3 separate regions of the Homo sapiens genome follow, and all the other regions are linked to region 2. Evidence: chromatin loops called from intact Hi-C (ENCODE). Cell type or tissue: heart left ventricle. All regions are shown on one strand. Links, peaks and the distances in the headings refer to the core of each region. The heading gives the core; the rest is flanking DNA.

Region 1 (8,632 bases), core at 549-4,548, 570 kb before region 2:
TTCTGCAGAGCATTCATAATTTGAGTATTATCCAAAAGCAGTTTCATCAGCTGGTACTCTCTCTGTGAATTTCCTGAAGTTCTTTCCATGGGCTTTATTAATTCTAATTGCTGCAAGTGTTCAAAAGCCTGAAAGATGAAAGAAATAGTTTAGGTTGAATAGGAGAGGAGAGTGACAACTCTCCTGTTCTCTCCCAGAGAACAGTTAGCATTTTGGTCAGCTGCAGAACAGAGTACTGGGAAGCAAAATGTAACAACAATCAATAGGATTAAAAAAACTCTCACAACCCCATGAAAACTCATATTATCAGGTAAAACAGTGTCAGTGCACACTTACTTGTCCATATATTGTTGAATGTAAACACGGCAAACTTTAATTCAATATATACAATATGGTTTTCTTCCTAGCCTCATTCTCTATCATAGCTCCTCCTAGTACTTTAATAAATAGTTTCCAGTTCTCTGTAAAAACCTAAGAATCAGATAAGACTTTCTGATCAATTCCCTAGGCTACTCAGATTTGCATTTATATTTTGTCTGTCTCTATTTTTGCTTTGCTATGTAAAAAGGTAACACAGCTGTAACAGAGGGAGGCAGAAAAAGACCCTTGAGTCAACTAGACATATTCAGCTGATCCTGTAAGTAAAGGATTCAGCAGGCTAGTATGGACATGGAGGAGAAGGGACAGGCTCCTGTTTCCTCTAAGAAGTCTGACTGAGACTGTCACAACCTTCTTCCATCTTCCCCATCTTAATAGGGCTCTTTCTTGTCTACTTCCTCTTATCCTTAATATTCACCTATTATATCTTTTCTAACCTTGAGTGTTGTGTTAGGTACGTTATTAGGTTATGAAAAAAAAAACCATTAAATCATGATATACTAACCATTAAATAATGATACACTGAAATAGATTCCTGAGGATTCTATTATATTCTTACAACTCACTGTAAAAAACATCACTGGAACATATTCTCTATGTATCACATAAATTCTTCTGATAGAGAAACAGCTCAGATACCTTCATATCTGAACATGAGAAAATACTGGAGGCTGCAGGTGTTAAGAGCTGAATAGAACTGTGCAGATTTAAAACATTTCTAAATAGCAAAATACTTCATAATTGAAAATTCAGAAATGAGCAGCTACAAATTATTGAGAATTTAAATGCAGGCTGGGCGCAGTGGCTCACGCCTGTAATCCCAGCACTTTGGGAGGCCGAGGTGGGCGGATCATGAGGTCAGGAGTTTGAGACCAGCCTGACCAACATGGTGAAACACTGTCTCTACTAAGAATACAAAAATTAGATGGGCATAGTGGTGCACGCCTGTAATCCCAGCTATTCAGGAGGCTGAGGCAGGAGAATCGCTTAACTTGGGAGGCAGAGGTTGCAGTGAGCCAAGATTGCGCCCGCCACTGTACTCCAGCGTAGGCGACAGGAGACTCCATCTCAAAAAAAAAAAAAAAAAAAAAATTTAAATACTTGGGTAACCTTTCCATTTTCACAGCTCTCACAAAATAAGACTATTAGGGGAAAAAAACCCTCCAGTATTGTAAAATACTTTTCCTGTTTCTTTGAAGAAATGGCAATGCTCTGTACTCATTTTTGTTGCTACAAGAAATGAAATTCTGGTTACTAGGGCCTATAAGGGATGCCAATGGACTTGGGGAATCCACTGTTTTAAAAGTTTCTTTCCTTAAAATCTTCAAGAGCTGCACTGTCCACGCTAGGCTACTGAGCACTTCAATGTGTGACTCAATTTTTTTTTAAACTTAAAAATGGATATTTAGTTCTATTAGAAAATTCTGAGCATGTTTAGAACAATTTCAAAATGTAAATTTACTTTCTCAGCTATACATTTTATGGAATCTAAACAGCAAGAATTTCCAGTAAACATTTAGGCCATTGAGATGTGCTTAAATATAATGTACACCAAATGTTAAAGACTTAATTCAAAAGAATGTAAAATACCTTACTGTTCTTCTATAATGATTATAGAATGACACATTTTTGATATGTTGCATTAAATATATAATTAAAATTAAACCTTTTTATTTTTCTTACAGGTACTAGAAAATTTAAAACTACATTACATGGCTCACATTATCTTTGTAGTGGACAATGGTAATCTACATGAAGTCCTGAAGTTGTAAAACTCATGACTCAGCCCCCAAATAACACTTTCTCTGTATGCCCTCACAGGCCAATAAGATTTTGTCTTTTAAGTTTCTTAATGGCTCTAATTTTCATTGTTTTCTCCTTTTACTGCTGAGATTATAAAAGCCAATCCTTGGGTTGGAAAGGGAAAGGTTATATCACACACTATACTGAATAGTTGTTTTCGGGATGCAAGTGCTCTGAAGAGACAGCAGAGGGCAGTATACCTCCACAAACTAAAACAACCGGTCACTTCCTCAGATTTTTCCAAAATATTTCATTTTTAGATAATTTTCTTGTTTTGAAAAAAATCTCTATAATACTTAATGTTTAAAAATGAAAGTGCAATTTTAATACATAATCAAATTGGATGTAAAAAATATACTTGTCTGTAGAAAAATGACAGCAAACTAAATCTTACCTTCATGACAACAGGTTTTTCAAAATTATAAACGGAATGTGCTTTCCTTTGAACAAACTTCTGAAACTCTGAGTAGAAAGCAATGACAACATTATACCTTCAAATAAGCAGTGGGGAAGAGTCAGAAAAAAGCTACTTAAGTCTCATCTCACCATTATAGACCATTTGAAAATTAAATGGCTCTTCCTCATAGATGTCATTTAAATGTTTCATTGCTATTATAAGACAGATTTCCAAGACTGATAGACCTACAGTAAAAGGGAAAAAAAACTATCAGTTTAATGACATATAAGACTGAAATAACTGTTCTCCAAAGAATACAATATAGTGAAAGATCTATGGTTCTGAGGGGTGAAGAAGGTCAAGATTCTTCTAGATTTCAATGTGTTTCAATTATCTATATAAATTTAAGTTACTTAACCTCCCTGAGCTTAGTTTTTTTCCTATCTGCAAAATAAGGATATTTTTAAACTTTTAGAAATGTCACAAAGATTGGCGAAATATTATCAGGCACTCACCATATGGCCCACAGTAAACAAAATAAACTTCAATTGTTATGTGACTTTAAATCACACAGGGCCTTTGCGTAGGATTTATCTAGAGACTTCCTAAACTCCTGGAAATTATATCCAAATCTGTGTATTCCTTTTTTCCCCGGAGAGGAAAAGGTTCATTACATTTGGAAAAGGAAATAACAAACCCAAAATGACTGAAACCCAGAGAATGCTCTTCAGTAGTTCTTGATACAATGATAACATCAGCAACACAGTCTTACCTGGATTTCCAATGTGGCAAAAGAGGCAGAGCGTCAAATTTTTTTTTCACTTTAAATGGGAGTGATAGTACCTTTAAAAGGACTAAGTTAAAGGCTATATGGATACGAAAGTATTTTATAAAGCATTATGCCCACGTTAATTGTAATTTTAAAAACATTCCATTATCTAAATTCAAAGTTTTAAAAACCACAATTTAAAAAATAAGGCTGGGTTCTCACCATGTACAATATTTGCTTTCGAGTCCATGCTACACAGTTGGCTTGCTTCCATTAGATCTACGGCAGTCATAAATGGGTGCGATGCTGTTACTCGATTTAAAGCAAGCATCTAGGGAAAGACAGATCAGAAAAACAATTACGTATTTACATGGGCATTTTGGAGATACTGTGCAAAACTTCTGAATTTGTATAGTTAATTCTTAAGGGAGAGTAAATATTAATGCTTAGGAAGGTATTCTCAAATTCAGTTGTATTAAAATACAGTATTTCAATTTGTGTGTCACATAACTGCAGATGTAAAGCATAAAAAAAGTTCCTGCTGCTCTCTCTAACCCATCCCAGTTGCATAACTTGTTTACTTACTGCTTGGAAGAACAATGTTTAAAGAGGAGTAGGTCAAGGAGAAGAAACTGAAAATAATTAAGAATACTTACTAATAAAAGCCCCAAACACAAGCCCAAAAGGCAGATCTACGCCTTACTTGTTAACTTTTTCACCACCCAATCATCCAGCCAGGTTAGTATTAATTTAGACAGAAGTTAGCTGTTTTATGTTCAATTGTACAAAAAAGAAAAGAAAATAGCACATTTATACTCAGGAATAACTCTCCTTGAAAGCACAGTCTCCTTCTCTTGTGCTGCTTCTCTGTTCAAAAATGAACAGAGGTCCTGGACCAGAGTTGCTACTCAAGTATTTGAAGATTTCCTTCCTTCCTTCTTTATTTGTATTTTTCATGAAAGTTAAATTTGGTCATTTAGGGTTACAAGATTTAGCAGATAAAAATGCATGACCTCTGGTTAAATTTCAATTTCAAATAAACAATAAATAGTTTCTTAGTAGTATGTGCCATGCAATATTTGGGATATAATTATCCAAGAAACTCTCCTTCACCTTAACAAGGGCGCAACTGATTAGCTGGGCAGAGAGTTTGGCAATCCTTGTCCTTCATTCTCCTACTGGTTGGGACCTAGATTGCCAGTGCTCCCTCCCTTTCTCTCTCCTTTCCTTTTTCCTTTAGTTATTAATTTTTTAATTTTTATTTTTTAACTTCATTTTTCCATAAGTTATTGTGGTATGGGTGGTATTTGGTTACATGAGTAAGTTCTTTAGTGGTGATTTGTGAGACTTTGGTGAATGCATCACTTGAGCAGTATACACTGCATCATATTTGTAGTCTTTTATCCCTCGCCCCACTGGAAAACAATGTGGAGATTCCTTAAAGAACTAAAAGTAGAACTACCATTTGATACAGCCATCCCACTACAGGGCATCTACCCAGAGGAAAAGAAGTTATTATTTGAAAAAGAAAGAAGTCATTATTTGAAAAAGATGCTTGCATGTGCATGTTTATAGCAGCAAAACTCACAATTGCAAAATCGTAGAACCAACCCAAATGCCCATCAATCAACGAGTGGATAAAGAAACTGTGGTATATATATACTATGGATATGGATAAAGAAACTGTGGTATATATATACTATGGATATATGGATATATATATATATGTGGTATATATATACTATGGATACTACACAGTCATAAAAAGGAATGAACTAACAGCATTTGCAGTGACCTGGATGAGACTGGAGACTATTATTCTAAGTGAAGTAACTCAGGAATGGAAAACCAAACATCGTATGTTCTCACTGATATGATATGTGGGAGCTAAGCTATGAGGACACAAAGGCATAAATTTTTTTTAACATATACAAAGGCAACAGAGAATAATAAATATCTATGACTACTTTACCTGCTTAAGAAATATGATTTTAGAGTTGAAGCCCATCTCCTCCGGATTGGACTCTACTCTTCCCCACATAAAACAACCAAGTATGTCTATACTATTAGGTTGGTGCAAAAGTAATTGCCATTTTGGGCACTGAAAGTAATGGTAACTTTTGCACCAACCTAATACTTCTACTACATATACATGTATTATACAACAGAGTAATTTTCAACTTTTATATAAATATATTGTATCTTCACAACTCTCTTCACTGTGAGGTTTTACCCATGTTGAGGCAGTATCAATTCTGGTTTATTCATTTTTTCATTATATTTCTTTGTATATATCCACGATTATTCATTTCCTAATTTCCTATTGACAGACATCTTTCATTTCTTTTTTTTTCCCAATTATAAACAAGACTGCAATAAACAACCTTGGACATGTCTTCCTGTGCATTAGGTAACTAGACTTTCTCTAATTAGTATGTTTCTCTAGTTACCTAATTTGCTAAATAAATTGCTCTCCAAAGCACTTACACATATTTACATTGGCAGCAGCAATAAATATTAATAGTCACAGTCATGATACCATCAAGCATAATCTTTAACACCCACTAGATTGGCAAGAAAAAAAAAGTTTAATTGTAGTATTTCTCTGGTTACTGGAGAGGCTGAAAATCTGTAATCTATAATGAGCTTCCACAGTAAGACAATGACAACAAATAATGGGATGAGCTAAGAATATGAGTAAGCAGCCCTCAAAGTAGAATCCCATATGACAAAAAACAAGCCATTATTTAATTCATTACCATGAATTAAAAATGTAATAGAAAAATGGCAGAACAATGGCCGTTAATATTGACAATACTGAGGCAGAGATATTTTCCCAGATGGAGATGTGTGTGTATATATATATACATACACACATACACACACACACCCCTCCTCTAAAAATTACTAGTCCCCAAATTCCTTCATGATATGCTGAAAATGGCAGTATGCTTTTGACAATAGAAGAAAAGTAAATAGGGATAAAAAGACTTAAATTCCTCAGCAGAAGCAGCAATGAGGAAAGAAAACTTGTATATAAACATGGGTGAACCATACAGCCAAGTAGGACACAAACTTGAAGCCAGAGAGCTTTGGATTAAGTCCTGGCTTTGTTATCTACTAGTAGTGTGACCTTCGGCAAGTTACTTAGCTTTAAGGAGCCTCAATTTCTTTAGGGGTAAGAATAAAAAATAAGATTATTCCAATGGCCAGACATAATATAGGTACTACTAGCATCAACAGTACTTGGCTCATATGCCAGTCCATAAATGGTAGCTACTGTCATTATTATTCTATTATTATTAAAAATGACCTTTCTATGAAACCAAAACTATCTTGTCTTTCAAAGGTATTTGCCATAATTTTCTAGAAATATTAGACTAAAACCAAATACTCTTAGTGAAGAAAGTTAATTTTCAGAACAATTAAGTACTTCTTGTTTGATATTGGTATTATGTAAGCTTAAGATATAATTACTTGGCAAAACATCATAACCAGGTAGGATTTATTCCAGGTATATAAGGCTGGTTCAACACTCAAAAAATAACATAATCAAATATATCAACAGGTTAAAGAGAAACATGGTCATGCGAAACGATCGAGAATAAGCATTTGACAAAATCCAACACCCATTTATAAGAAACTCTCAGCAAGTTACAAACAGATGAGGATTACCTCAACCTGATAATGAACATGTATAAAAAACCTACAGCTAACATTATACTTAATGGTAAAAGTTTGAATCCTTTCTTCCTAAGACTGGGAACAAGAAAGGATGTCCACTCTCACTGCTCTAATTCAACATAACACTGGAAATTCTAGCCATTGCAAAAAAGCAAGAAAAGAAATAAAAGGCATACAGATTGGAAAGAAAAAAAAAACCGTCACTATTTGTGAAAAATGTAATGGTCTACATCAAAAGTCCCAAGGAATCTATTAAAAAACCTCTTAGAATAAGTGAGTTCAGCATAGACTATAAGTCAATCACATTTCTATATATTAATGTGTATATATATAATCAATCACATATTCTATATGTAATGAATATGTGGGAAATGTAATGAATATGTGGGAAACCAAAATTTCAAAACCCATTTACAATTGTTCTAACAAATTAAATATTGGTATACACATTAAATAAGTACATCATCTGTGTAGTAAGAGCTATAAAATGCTGATGAAAGTAATCAAACAAGAAATCAAATAAAAGGAGATATGAACCCTATTCAGAGATTGGAACACTCGATGTAGTGTTCCAATGCATGTCGATTCTCCCAAAATTTACCTACAGGTTTAATCAATTCCCATAAAAACTTAATTATCTAATGAAAGATAGAAAATGATAAAAGTAGGCTGGGCACAGTGGTTGATGCTTGTAATGTCAGCACTTAGGGAGGCAGAGGTGGGAGGATGGCTTAAGGCCAGGAGTTCGCAACCAGTCTGAGCAACAAAGTGAGACCCCGTCACTATTAAAAACAAAAACAAAGCAACAAGCAATAAAACAAAACTAATACAAACCAATAGCATGTGTAATGACCGCAGGTTTTTGCTGATATTGAAATGCTTCTGTAGTACTTCTTGCACACTTCTATCTTCTGAGAGATACTAAAAGGAAAAAAAAAAAAAAAGCCAAAATTGAGGAAAGATGTAGTTTAAAACCTAAATATAATCCTGTGCCTTACTGGTTGGTGTACCTTAGTAACTCTATCTAATATTAATTCATTATTAAATAGATGTTGGTCTTATTTGTAGAACACTAAAACCAAAATAAAGTTTCCAGTCTACTGATTTTCTTATCCTGTTCTTTACGTTAATTCAATAAACACAATGATAAAACAATCCTGGCTAACCCCAAATTCGTACTTGAATAAGGGAAACTACTACACAGTCATACTAGTGAAATGAACAAAATGCAGCACAAAAACAGAAGTGCATGAGTTACTGTACCTAGGGATACAAGGTAAAGTATTACAAAGAATGCTTAAACTGGATGAGACAAGAGATTTAAAAAAGAAGGAAGAACATTCCAGTTACAGGGAACAGCATGAGTAGCAGGAAAATTATCACATTGGCAGAAAATGAGTAGTCACGTACTGGAGTTTCAATTACTGGCAAAGTGAATGTACAAAAAGAAAAGGCAGAAAAACCTAACTGGAGGTAGCTGTCCAGACAAGAGGTAAAGTGGGTCGGAATTATCTGAGTGTTATGAAGAAAAAAGAATTAAGACGTTTATAGGAGTACATCTGGTAGAGAATTAACTGGTAGCAGAAGAGAAGGAAGGGTTT
Region 2 (4,000 bases), core at 1-4,000:
AAGACTCCGTCTCAAAAAAAAAAAAAAAAAATTCTTGGCACATAGACATTTTTTAATAAATAACAGGTATTTCTTTTACTAAGATTAAATGTGAGAGAACCAAGGTTCTCTGGAGGTTTTTCATTAAAACATTGTAACTTCATTTTAAATATTTGGAACTTTATATAGTCAATTTTAAACTCCTAAGATATTTTAATCAAAATTTATAATAAATAAATGTCTTATAAAACTTGTTAATACGTCAAACTTATGTTCATACAAAAGAAATAGTGAGGATAAATTTATTTAACACATTACACACAGTGCGATATTGTCAGGCAACGTGGCAATGATAATACTGTCAGAACCCTTGCCAAGCAGCCTGCAAAAGGGGCCCCAGCCCAGCCTCAGCAAACCCTAGGTGGCCTTGCAGAGTGCTCCCAGGAGCTTGCTTGGCAGACACCTCATTAGGAAAACAACTGAGACTGACTCCATGAGATGACCAGGGCCCCTTGAAACTGGAATGGGTAGGTAAAAGGAAGACAGTACATACATAATAAAAAAACTTCTTATATACCAGTTAGAAGGAATGAATAGATTATACAAACTAGATGGTATTTAAAACAGTTATAAGGAGAAAAAAGAGAAGTATGTATATCATGACACCTTTTGTGTGTGTGTTTAAAAAAAAACACACATAAAACAATACTAGATTAAAGTATAAAAGCAGACTAAAAGTTGAGGGGGGAAGGTGAGGGAAAATGGGACCAGGATAGGTAACAGGGAACTCCAGCTTTATTTTTTTAATATAAAAGACTTAAAGGAATTTATTAACATTTCCTTCCAGCGGGGGAATATATTAGGTTTATTTTATCCTATGTACTCCTCTGCATTTTAAAATTTCTAAAAATAAATGACAAAAATATAAAAGCTAAAGACTAGCTTACAGGGCAGCAAAAGGTAGGGGTTGATGCCATATTCCCCTTATAATTTGGTTAAAACCAATACACTAATTTTTCCCTTCAGTTAAACTGACCTAAGTACGTATATATTTTTTGAAACATAGGACCATCTGGGCCACCTTTGACAAATATTTTTATTTAGCAAATACATAGAGCATCTATGGTATGTCTAGCACTATAGAACTCAGGGGTGGAAAACTCGGAGTTCTCAAAGTGTAGACAGAAACTCAATGTATGCATTGTCCAGTCCTGGTGTGTGAGGAAAAAACCTAGGGAAAGCTATGGTAAACTGAACTAAAGTTCAAAAATGTTTCAAAACACTATGCTAACCAAACTAAATACAACAGTAAGCCAAACTCTCCCACGACTGCAAATTTCCAGTCTCCATGGTAGATGCTAAGATAGGACTTAACTCATGGAAACCCATGCTAACCACCTGTTATGAAAACGTTACCTCCAGCAGCTTTTCTAGTAATTGTCATGACAGGGTAAATGAAAAGAATCACCTTAGCACTTGGAAAAAATGAGTAATTATTTATTGCATAAAGGAGGAAAAACAAGTTAACAGTCAGGATGGGCAAAGTGTACATAACCACAGAGGTGGGTAGCATGGATTTACCTGATTTTAGTTCAACAGCTTCATAGATCTAAGCTTCAAAAATGGCAGATGCACCGTGTGTGTTATTCGGGCCAAACATGTGTAATGGAATGCTAAGTGGAGAGAAAAGGTCAGAGAAGTGATAGGCACCCTGAGGCCGTCATTCTTTATCTGTTCAAATAGTTACCTCATTTTGGCTTTTGGCCCTGGGGGGCAGGCTCCGGAGCCTCAGGTGCGTCAGAGTTAAGCTGTTTCCCACCCCGGAACACGCACCGGCATTTCAGCCTTCACTTGCTCAACTCCAGAGCCAGGACGCTCCAGAGAGGACAGAGGGAGCTCCCTAGTGGCCAGAGCCTGCAGTTCAGCCCCTCCGCCCTTCCTCTGATCACACAGTCAGGCTGACTGAGAAAGAAACAAGAAGCAACACAGGGCCGGCTGGAGCCAGGGAGCATGAGGGGCGTCTCTGGGAGAGGGAACCCGTGGCCCAACTTTCTTCCCAAATCACCAGATTGTGGAAGAAGCATGTGGAAGAGGAAAAAGTCCATCTCCCCGCCCCACAATCTGTTCAACTTTTTTTAGTAGTTCTGTGACTTTAATCATTAGTATTCAGTGATAAGAATCCCAGAGTGATGTTTTGTCATCTGAATTTTCCAAACGCGAGTATAAATTGGCTTTCTCTCGTGGAATTGGTACTTTTGTTTTCTGATTAGGAAATTAAATTGAGTTTTGTTTCTTTAATTTTTTAATCTGGTGTGTTGTTTTCATTAATTCCAGAAGTGGAAAGCTAAATAACCATTTAGAAGCTGCTATTCATGAGGCCATGAGTGAACTGGACAAAATGTCTGGGACTGTAAGTTAATTTATTTTTCCATTATACTACGTTTCTTTGAAAATAAATTGTGTTACACTTTTTGGTAAAGTCTCTTGAGTATTGTCAAACAACTCACATAGCAATACTAAATTACTAGCCTAGAAAAAAAAGACAAATATTAGAAAAGATTCAAAGTCATTTAAGAAAAAGAAACCTACCACATTAACTATGTCTTTCTTCCTGAGATAAGTAATTTTGTTTTGCCACATAACGTTCGTTTAAAATATGAGCAGCAAAATATTGAAGTTCAAACCACAGCTTTCTGCACTTGACTCTGTGAATGGCCATGGCCATTACTGTTGCTTATATATGTAGTAATGCAAACTTTGTTCTGTCCATTGAACCAAAAAGACAGTGGGGTCAAGATCAAGAGTATATAGACCTCTCATATCCCATTTTTATTGAACTGTGCATATAATAGCATTGAGTGTGAGAAGTTTAATCGTTATGCTCCAGTTCACATATTGACTGATGTAAATACTTAAAATATAATTTTGGTAATCTGTTAAAAATGTGAATTGTCTAAGGCTATTTAGCATGAAAAATAATTTCTTTTATTTGACCTTATGTTACAAGGTTATCTGAATCCCAACAAACCATCCAATGACAATTGAATGATGGGATTAGTATAGGTTTTAGAGATTTTGTAATCCAACCAAACCATCATTTCGCAGATGGGTGAATTGAAGCCCTGAGACATTAAATTTCCTGATAAAATTATAGGAAAGATCTAGATTGGGGATTATAAACTCAAATGTTTTCTAGGGCCAGGCAAATTATATCAGTAAGTAAAGTGGGCCAGGTATGACAGCAGTTGGAATGGATGAGAAATGCCAGTGAAGATCCATGGGTTAGGGTAGGCTACCAATCTAGAGGCTCAGCACAGTATAAGCCATTACCCACTTGAGTCTGGTGCTGGTTGAGGAAGGGTTGCTCCACACCAGGGCACAGATTCTTTCTGTATCTAGTGACCACCTCTCTTAGGACCTCAGAGTGCTCCATTATATCCTTTGCATTTTGCCTTGAAGGTAAAAGAAAAGAGCGTGCTAAGAATACTGCCAGCATAGGTTTTATGAGCCAGACCTGGAAGCTCATTCTGTTGACTTTCCACTGACCTGACCTAATCATATGGCCTTCTTAACTCAAGTAGAATAGGAAATAGAACATAGAATGTGCCTGCCCAGGAAAAAGAGAAAATGAGTTTGGCCATCATCTCTCTAGGCTCTGCCTCGGGACATTTGGTCCTGGTGGAAATCAGGTAGTTGAGAGTAATAAGGATCAGGGCAACCTGGGAGTCATGTGCTCTCTCCAGAAGGCATTCCTTCCATGCTCCAGCAGATCTTAGACATCTGGGAAATTGTGTTCATGTTGCAAGATCTTTCCATTTTTCATATAAAACTAGAAGTCTAGAAGTAAATTTTCTCATTTTTATGGGTTGACAACTGTTTTAAAAAATATTAAAGTGCCATATGGCTAAACAAAATACCATTTCAGCCACATTTGGTCCACAGATTACTAGTTTGCAGTCTCAGTTATAAAAAGTTTCTTTCCTCAGTTATAAAAAGTTTTGGCTCTTTACTACAGAATAGT
Region 3 (8,632 bases), core at 2,189-6,188, 520 kb before region 2:
TTTGGTCAATTTACCAAATACCTCTCTGCTTGCTGACTAGCAATGGTATACAATGACCTGCCCAAGATGACATAGCTTACTTAACAGCAGCAGTAGCTGTTAGGTCTATTGACTCCCAATCAGAGGTTGGTTAGTCTCAACTGGCATGAAAAAAAACCCTGCAAACATCAGAAAGTTCATCAAAATCATCACTGGGCTTTTCTTTAGGAGACAAAACATAGCAGAGGAATACATTCTGAAAGAACACGGTTATTATAACAGATGTTCAATACCAACAATTCACTTCTCTTTGAATGTCTATGTGTACAATTTGTATTTTTTTCTGTACACATCTTTATTTTTAAGATCATAAACTTTCTTCCCATCGCTAAAAAGGAATACATGTTTCGTACAGAAACTCTGGAATTTTAATTAGGAATTGTGCAGATAAAATGGTAAAAAATGGAATCAGAGAATCTTTCTCCTCTAATAAAACAAAACAAAAAACTGTTAAACAGAAATACTTTAGCAGTAACTAAACAAAGAGACAAGTTAATAATAAACAAGCCTAGAAAATTCTACAGGAGTTCTCCATAGTTCCTAACTTTAACCTCACTCTTAAAAGCTATACTTGCATCAATAAAATCTCCTAAACTCTCATCAATGTATCAAATATGAAAAGAAGAAAACTGATAAAAACTGTAATTCAATTATTAAATTTCAAGCCTAAAAAAAAGAATTCACTGGGACTCAGCCTGAAAAACACCTACAAGGGAGAAAAAAATGCTAAAATATGGTGTCATAATATCTACAAAGTTCTGAGAGAGAGACCAAGACTCATACCTAGCAAAGATGTCACTCACATATAAAGGTAACAGGTATAGCCTTATCAAATAAGAATGAACTTATTTAGTACACAGAGCCAATAAAGCCTTGTGTGGAGTGTGTGTGTTGCAGGAGGATATGGGGAACTCAATGACAAAATCCAGCCAACTAAAGCATAATTAAAAACACAATTTTATACAGACACACACACACATACACACACACACACACACACACACTAGTGACCTTTGAATCCACTAAAATAAAAAACTAAAACCAAAAAAAGGTAAATAATTATAGTAGCAGGTGGAAACATAAGTCGTTACACAGTGAAAATAATCATTCAACAAAAAAATGAAAAAAAAGTGGCATGAATGCATACGGTTGCTAATTTCATTCTTCAGAGTAGAAAGAAAATGTCTAAACTTAAAACATGAAGTGTAAAAAAGGAACTTAAAACTATTTTTTTTTTAGACCCAGGGTCTCACTGTATTGCACAAGCTGGATTTGAATTCCTGGGCTCAAGAGATCCTTCCGTCTCAGCCTCCTAAGTAGCTGGGTCAACACCTTGAGCAGCTTGAAACTTTTTTTAACCTAAGATTGAGATCTTTAAAAAAAAAAAAATCTCTTGGGTTTAATAAATATCTAAAGTCCAGCAATTCCTATAATTTTTATTAGGTTAAAAATGTGGCCTGCCTACACACACACATACTTTTTCAACCAAAATGGGCTCTATTTCATAATATTTGTCATTTAAAAGAACAAGAACTTTCCATATATAGATATATATATGTGTGTGTGTGTGTGTATATATATACACACACACACACACACACAAAAAGTAACATATTTTAAATTATTTTTTCTACAGCTACCATAAGGTAAAAAACAAAAATAAGAATTAGTGGATCAAATTGTTTAAGAAAAAGAACCATGTACCTCAGCTGGATAATCAAAAGTACTCTAGTATTATGAGCATCTTACTAGTAATTACGACGCCAGGAGCTGTAACACTGTGTACCCAAAAAAAAGCATTTAAGGAGAAAACAGGTGTGAACATGTCCGATTTATTTAGTTTCAAAGTTGTCCAAGCACAGGTCAAAGAGGTAACAACAAACAATTTTTCCTATCTTTCATATAAATGGTCAGTAAGGTGGCTGGTGCAAAATAACCCTCTGGAATAAGAAAGTATTGTAGGCTGGGCACAGTGGCTCCCACCTGTAATCCCAGCACTTTGGGAGGCCGAGGCGGGCAGATCATGAGGTGAGGAGATCGAGACCATCCTGGCTAACATGATGAAACCCCATCTCTACTAAAAATACAAAAAATTAGCCAGGTGTGGTGGCCGGCGCCTATAGTCCCAGCTACTTGGGAGGCTTAGGCAGGAGAATGGTGTGAACCCGGGAGGCGGAGCTTGCAGTGAGCCAAGATAGAGCCACTGCACTCCAGCCTGGGCAACAGAGCGAGACTCTGTCTCAAAAAAAAAAAAAAAAGAAAGTATTGTAATATGTTTACCTATAAATATCTATCCAAAAAATAAGAGCTAAATTAAACTTAACTAATATTTAATATATACATTGACAAATTTTACTTGGTCTCTGTATCAGCAGGTCAAGTCATGTTACTCAACCCAGACGCCCTAAGGAAAGGGAAGAGTTCAAGATCAATAACAAGAAGGGGTTCCGAGTGGCACCATCACATATTCATTTACTGTCAGCTCATTAATACACAATGTAGGTATATGAATCCAGTTTGGAGACATTACTGAATCCAGCTGACTTACTGAATTTTTTTTTTTTTTTGAGACAGAATCTCGCTCTGTCGCCCTGGTGGGAGTGCAAGGTTGCAATCTTGGCTCACTGCAACCTCCGCCTCCTGGGTTCAAGCTATTCTCCTGCCTCAGGAGATAGGAGCTGGGATTACAGGCATGTGCCACCATGCCTGGCTAATTTTTGCATTTTTAGTAGAGATGGGGGTTTCACCATGTTGGCCAGGCTGGTCTCGAACTCCTGACCTCAAGTGATCCACCCACCTTGGCCTCAGTTGGGATTACAGGCCTGAATCACCACGCCCAGCCTCACTTGCTGAATTTAAAGATGTTATTATTTTTAAAATGTAAGTGAAATAATCTCAGCTGTTCCAACTGCAGCTTTTTCCTGGAATGAAAAATGGCTGCCTGTCAACAGCATGCTGCTTAGTAAATAAAAAACAAAAAGCAAAAAAAAAAAAAAGATTTACTTCATCTGGAATTTTAAAATAAAAGTAGGAAAGAAACTGCTTTTTAGAAGAAATTTGTGTTATAGGGCATTTTGAAAATGTTTCCAACACTGATTTTATAGCCAAAAATTAGGTGTTACCTATAAAAATTCTCATATCTATACACTTAAAACATTTATAAACATAACTTTTTATTCTATTCACAAATATTTCTGTAAATAATGTAAGTTTTATATGTGTTGACCTAAAAGGAAAGAAGTTGAGGCAAAATTAATAACATACATAGAGAGTTCATTTGAGCCAAGCTTGAGGGTTGCAACCAAGGAGCATAAATTCAAGTTGCCCTGAATATGCTCATTAGCAGCAGTAACAAGTAGATTTTTAAAGAGAAAAAGAAAAATAAAAAGGCACGCTCTGAGTTGTTCACCAAGAATCTACATTAAAATAACAAACTATCCATTGGCTACAGAGTGGCAGGGGGTAGGGAGTTGGGGTGGAGTATGGGGGCATAACTGAAGTCCCATACTACTCACATCTCTCTGGGCCTGCATACCTCAGAGCTCAGACTGTTCTGAGCATTTTTTGTTTTCTCATACCCATTTGTTAAAAATATAAAAACATACCACTTTTCGGCTGGGCGCAGTGGCTCACACCTGTTATACCAGCACTTTGGGAGACTGAGGTGGGCAGATCACTTGAGGTCAGGAGTTTGAGACGAGCCTGGCCAACATGGTGAAACTCCATCTCTACTAAAAATACAAAAATTAGCCAGGTGTGGTGGCACGTGCCTGTAATCCCAGCTACTCAGGAGACTTGAGGCAGGAGAACTGCTTGAACCCAGGAGGCGGAGGTTGCAGTGAGCCAAGATCGCCAACACTGCACTCCCACCAGGGCAATAGGGCGAGACTCATCTCAAAAACAACAACAATAGGAACAACAACAACAAGAAACAAAAACCATGCACCACTTTCCAAGAACACTAATTTATATCAAGTTTTTCTTAGTTTGGAATAAGAACTAACACATCAAGAGAAGATGAAATTGGCTAACAACTCCTACAAAAACCTTGGTAAAATTAGTGGATGAGACTAGAAAATATAATTCAAAAATACACAAATGATCATGTATTATTTTCTCTAATACCCTTACTTTGAGGCAAAACCTTACAGCTCCAGCAGATGGGGGCATTACTTTGTGAAAAGAACTCTTAGTAAATTAAAAAGATGTTTAATACTGCTTTCTTTCCAGATGGTGGCAGAAGAAAACACCGAAAACAATACCACTACCCCACTCCCTTTATTAGAAAAAAGTTAAAATACAAATTCTATTACTGTTTACCTAGGACCTAACTTCACACGGCTGACATTTCTCAAAGATAGGTAAGTATGGACAAAATTTCAGAACTTTGCCTCTCTTCAGTTCGATAAAATGTTCTTGATTTGCTAGCTAAACAGTCAAATAACGTAAAATGAAAGGTATTTTAGGAGAAATTTGAAGGTGGTTTCCATGTTTTGTTACTGTCCTTTGAGATGAAACTGAGGCAAGAAAAATACATTTAAGCTGTTTTTCAGTCCATCAGAATTAGTTTTCATTCTTTTTTCTCCCCCAGTTGGATTGTTTGTACAGAGGTAAAGATTAAAATAGAGTTAAAAGAATGGTTGAGTGTGGGGAGAAATAAGGGCCAATACTGATATATATTCCAAGTTAGAAAATAAGTAAACTCTGTTAGTTCTTCCTAAAGAGATCAGCTCAAAAATGCTATCTATATCAAGTTGGGGCACAGCCTCTGGTGAGATGTTTCCTTGAGTTCTCCAGAGCTGAAGAATAATTCCACACAAATCAACTTTTGGACCACAGGTGAATAAACCATGGTAATTACTGACAGTTTTGTAAAATCTTTTTTTCCTCCTCATTTGTTGCCAGTGAATATTAAAAGGACACAATTTACTTAAGGACACATTCAGATTAAATGATTCCAAGGTTTGATAACCTTTAGTTAAGTAATATGATGCCATGATATTTTCTCATTGATATTAAAATGAAGAAAAATATTTTATAATGTCTTGGTACTTAAACTGATTAAATAATTGAAAAGGCTTGCAATTCTCCAGAAAAGCCATGTTCTCTCTAACCTCTGAATTTCAGTAATCTTCACTAGTACATGGCAGTATGTCTGGAATCATATATACACAGACACACACAACCACACATACATATATATACACACATATGAATATAAACGTATATACATATATATCTTTTTTTTTTTTTTTTGAGCTGGACTTTCACTCTGTCGCCTGGCTGGAGTGCAGTGGCACCATCTCAGCTCACTGCAACCTCCACCTCCAGGGTTCAAGCGATTCTCCTGCCTCAGCCTCCTGAGTAGCTGGGATTACAGGCATGCGCCACCACGCTCGGCTAATTTTTGTATTTTTAGTAGAGATGGGGTTTCACCATATTGGCCAGGCTGGTCTCGAACTCCTGACCTGGTGATCCGCCCACCTCAGCCTCCCAAAGTGCTGCTGGGATTACAGGCGTGAGCCACTGCACCCCATACATATATATCTTTTAATAAGTGTACTTACTTTATAAAGTACCTATTAGAGCCTTGATATTCATGAATAAGCCAATAAAGTTGTTTTCAAGAACATGGGAGGTAAATAGTTATGAAATAAACAACCCCCAGAAGGATAATCAGAGAGTTAATACTATGATATGTTCAGTAAAGAAAGACATTTAGAAATTACTACAGTTGGCCGGGCATGGTGGCTCACACCTGTAATCCCAGCACTTTGGGAGGCTGAGGCGGGTGGATCACCTGAGTTCAGGAGTTTGAGACCAGACTAGACAACATGGTGAAACCCCGTCTCTACTAAAAATACAAAATTAGCCAGGTGTCGTGGTGCGTACCTGTAATCCCAGATACTCGGGAAGCTGAGACAGGAGAATCGCTTGAACCGGGGAGGCGGAGGCTGCAGTAAGCGGAGATTGCACCACTGCACTCCAACCAGGGCAAGACAGAGCAAGACTCCGTCTCACAAAATGAAAAAAAGACATTACTACAGTTGTTTTGATTATTAACCATGGAATACACCTTGTAAATGATACAAAGTATCAATTCTGCAGTAGTGTTGATGAATGAATAAAAAAGAAATACTAGTTGGAGGACTTCTTTAAAGTATACGTCTTAAAATGCATTTACTTCTGAATTATATAGGCTAACAAAAGAACTAACACAAATTTGCAACGTATTTAGAAATCCTTTAGAAGCTTTGGAAATGCATTATATGATCTTACTGGCACTGACATAACTACATCTTAAATATTATAGTGATCAACAGTAGTCTATGTTCTCTGAGCACATGGAAGTAGGCTACCTTCAGGATTTAAGCTTGTGAATCCAAGCTAATGTGTTTAATTGGATGGATAAATAGTATAAGGGCGACAGACACTTGAATCAACGAAAACTTTTTTTTGTTTTTGGTTTAAGAGATGGGGCTTCCCTCTGTCAACTAGGGCAGTGGCACGATAATAGCTCACTGAAGTCATGAACTCCTGGCCTCAAGCAATCCTCCTGACTCAGCCTCCTAAATAGCTGGGATTACAAGTGTGAGGTACTGCCCCTGACAAAAATATCATTTTTGTGAAGGATGGTTGCATTATATGGGACACAAGATTTAAGACTAGGGCACTAAAATTGGTGGGTGAGAAGGCACATGTAGACAAATTTTCCTTGAAAAGCCCCAAACTACACATAAATTACAGAACTGTACTTTCTTGCAATATCAATTACTTCAGGGTATATGTTCATTTGAGAAGAATAATGAATAGAATACTGTCCACTATTCAAATAAATTTTTCCTTTGCCACGTTTACAGACTTGAGTTTACTTAAATGTAAGTATGATACTGCTAGGGCTAAGGAAATGATACTCCAAAATAAAGTCCTCCAAAGCAGCTCTCTCTGACCATCTCCTAACTTCCTGTCTCTGGCCTCTCATTCTCCTGAGGCTAGCCACTGAAACTACCATCCCTCGTCCCCAAGGTAGTCCACAGAAACCAGAACTCCCTTTCCCCAAAGCCAGCCACAGAACCTAAATATATTACTCTAATGTTCCCTGCCCTCATCTTTCTGTGTAAAAACTAACTATAAAGACATATCTGACCTATTCTGTTTGATTGTAGGTCATAGGATCCCCATTCCAGAAAGGGTGCTGTTCCATACCCGGAAGGAAAGAATGCTGCACAGAGAGGCCAAGAAGAATCTATACAGACAGGCAGGCCTTGCTGGGTTTCCCCACTCAGTATATGGCTGTCCAGACTTTGCTGAACCTAAGCATACCAATGGGCAGTTTTCTCCTATATCTTTAGGTCTTTATTCTGAAGGCTCCCATGTCACGTAACACCAAGATCAAATAAAATCATATGCCCTTTCTCCTATTAATCTGCCTTTTTTCAGCTGATTTTCAAAGAACCTTCAGAGGCTGAAAGGGAAGTTTTTTCTTGGCCCCTACAATATGCTACAACTCCAGTAAGTTAATTAGTAAATATTAAACTATTTTTGGAAGGAAAAAAAACTGAAAATAACATTGCTTTAGAGATAAATTATTTAAGAATTGCTAGAAATTACCCTAGAAATTATCCTAGAAAAATCTTAAAATTTTCCCTAAAAACTTTTAGGAATAATACATTGTTTCTAATGAGACCCTTCAGCTTATGCAAAAAGCACAGGAGACTAAATTCTAGAGTCAACGAAACGATATTCTCCAATTCTGTTTTGCTAATGAATATGTTGTCCATCCCCCCATCAGCATGCTTAGGTAATCTTGCAAGGATAAATGGAAATGTCAGTTGACATTTACAATGAAATAGGATTTTTAGACAGTTGTGCTTTTTGGGTGGGAAAAGGAGAGCTAAAAATTAGGGGGTTGGGGGCTTAAAAAAGACAGCATTATATGGCTTAGAACTTTGGTACCCTACCTTCATCCTTTTCTGCAATCCCTTTTACTCCCCAAAGTTAAAAGGCTATCAATGGGACAATAATTGATGATCAACTATGAAGAAATAGGCTCAAATACACTGTTTTATTATATTTTTATCATTCTTTATATACCTTTTCTCATCATTCTTTGTCCCAATAGTATGCTATGATTATGCACGTAGAAAATCCCAAAATAACAACAAAATCACTGGAACTAATAAACTACTGTAGAAAGGTTGCAGGATACAAGGTTAATATACAAATTGTCAACTTCCTTCCTATGTATCAGTAATGAACAACTGAAATTAGAAATTAAAATAATACCATATACATTAGCAACAACAACAAAAAACATTCACCAAAAATGTAGATATAAATCTAACAAAATATGTACAAGATCTCTATGAGGATCACTATAAAACTCTGATTCAAGAAATCAAAGAAAGTCTAAATAAATGAGATCATTCAAGAGTAGAAAAAAATTCGTATTGTTAAATGTCAGTTCTTCCAACCTTGATCTATAAATTCAATGCAATCCCAATCAAAATTCTGGATAGTTATTTTGTGGATATGACAAACTGATTTTAAAGTATACACAGAAAGACCCAGGAGAACCAACACGATACCGAAG

What was found. Hi-C counts contacts between places; a loop is a spot of excess contacts. Peaks named below come from ENCODE experiments on the same cell type or tissue, not always from the same donor. Only the 100,000 strongest peaks of a DNase experiment are listed, where the experiment ranks them.
Region 1: it touches region 2 in a loop (6-fold over the local background); 76 of 110 quality-filtered maps call a loop at or near these places.
Region 3: a loop joins it to region 2, with 4 times the contacts of the local background. A loop is called at or near these places in 60 of 110 quality-filtered maps.

Annotation. Positions count from the first base shown.
Region 1 is chr2:147,935,571-147,944,202 of GRCh38, forward strand. ORC4 (origin recognition complex subunit 4) reads right to left here. Exons shown (of 14, transcript NM_181741.4): 10 at 7,866-7,952; 11 at 3,570-3,678; 12 at 2,728-2,823; 13 at 2,576-2,643; 14 at 1-128. Among named protein-coding and RNA genes, the nearest start is that of ORC4, 81 kb to the right of the region's middle. In heart left ventricle, for the core only: a CTCF peak has its summit at 2,355 (motif pointing right); no DNase peak of the experiment used is centred there.
Region 2 is chr2:148,507,747-148,511,746 of GRCh38, forward strand. It overlaps MBD5 (methyl-CpG binding domain protein 5), which reads left to right. Exons shown (of 14, transcript NM_001378120.1): 13 at 2,314-2,389. Among named protein-coding and RNA genes, the nearest start is that of EPC2, 140 kb to the right of the region's middle. In heart left ventricle, for the core only: a CTCF peak has its summit at 1,890 (motif pointing left); a DNase peak (open chromatin) is centred at 1,895; H3K4me3 peaks cover 846 bases; H3K27ac peaks cover 440 bases.
Region 3 is chr2:147,985,772-147,994,403 of GRCh38, forward strand. The region is part of intron 1 of ORC4 (origin recognition complex subunit 4); the gene reads right to left. It overlaps LOC105373674 (a long non-coding RNA gene), which reads left to right. Exons shown (of 5, transcript XR_007087258.1): 3 at 2,412-2,537; 4 at 4,270-4,400; 5 at 7,206-7,464. Among named protein-coding and RNA genes, the nearest start is that of ORC4, 31 kb to the right of the region's middle. In heart left ventricle, for the core only: CTCF peaks have their summits at 4,213 (motif pointing right) and 4,418; no DNase peak of the experiment used is centred there.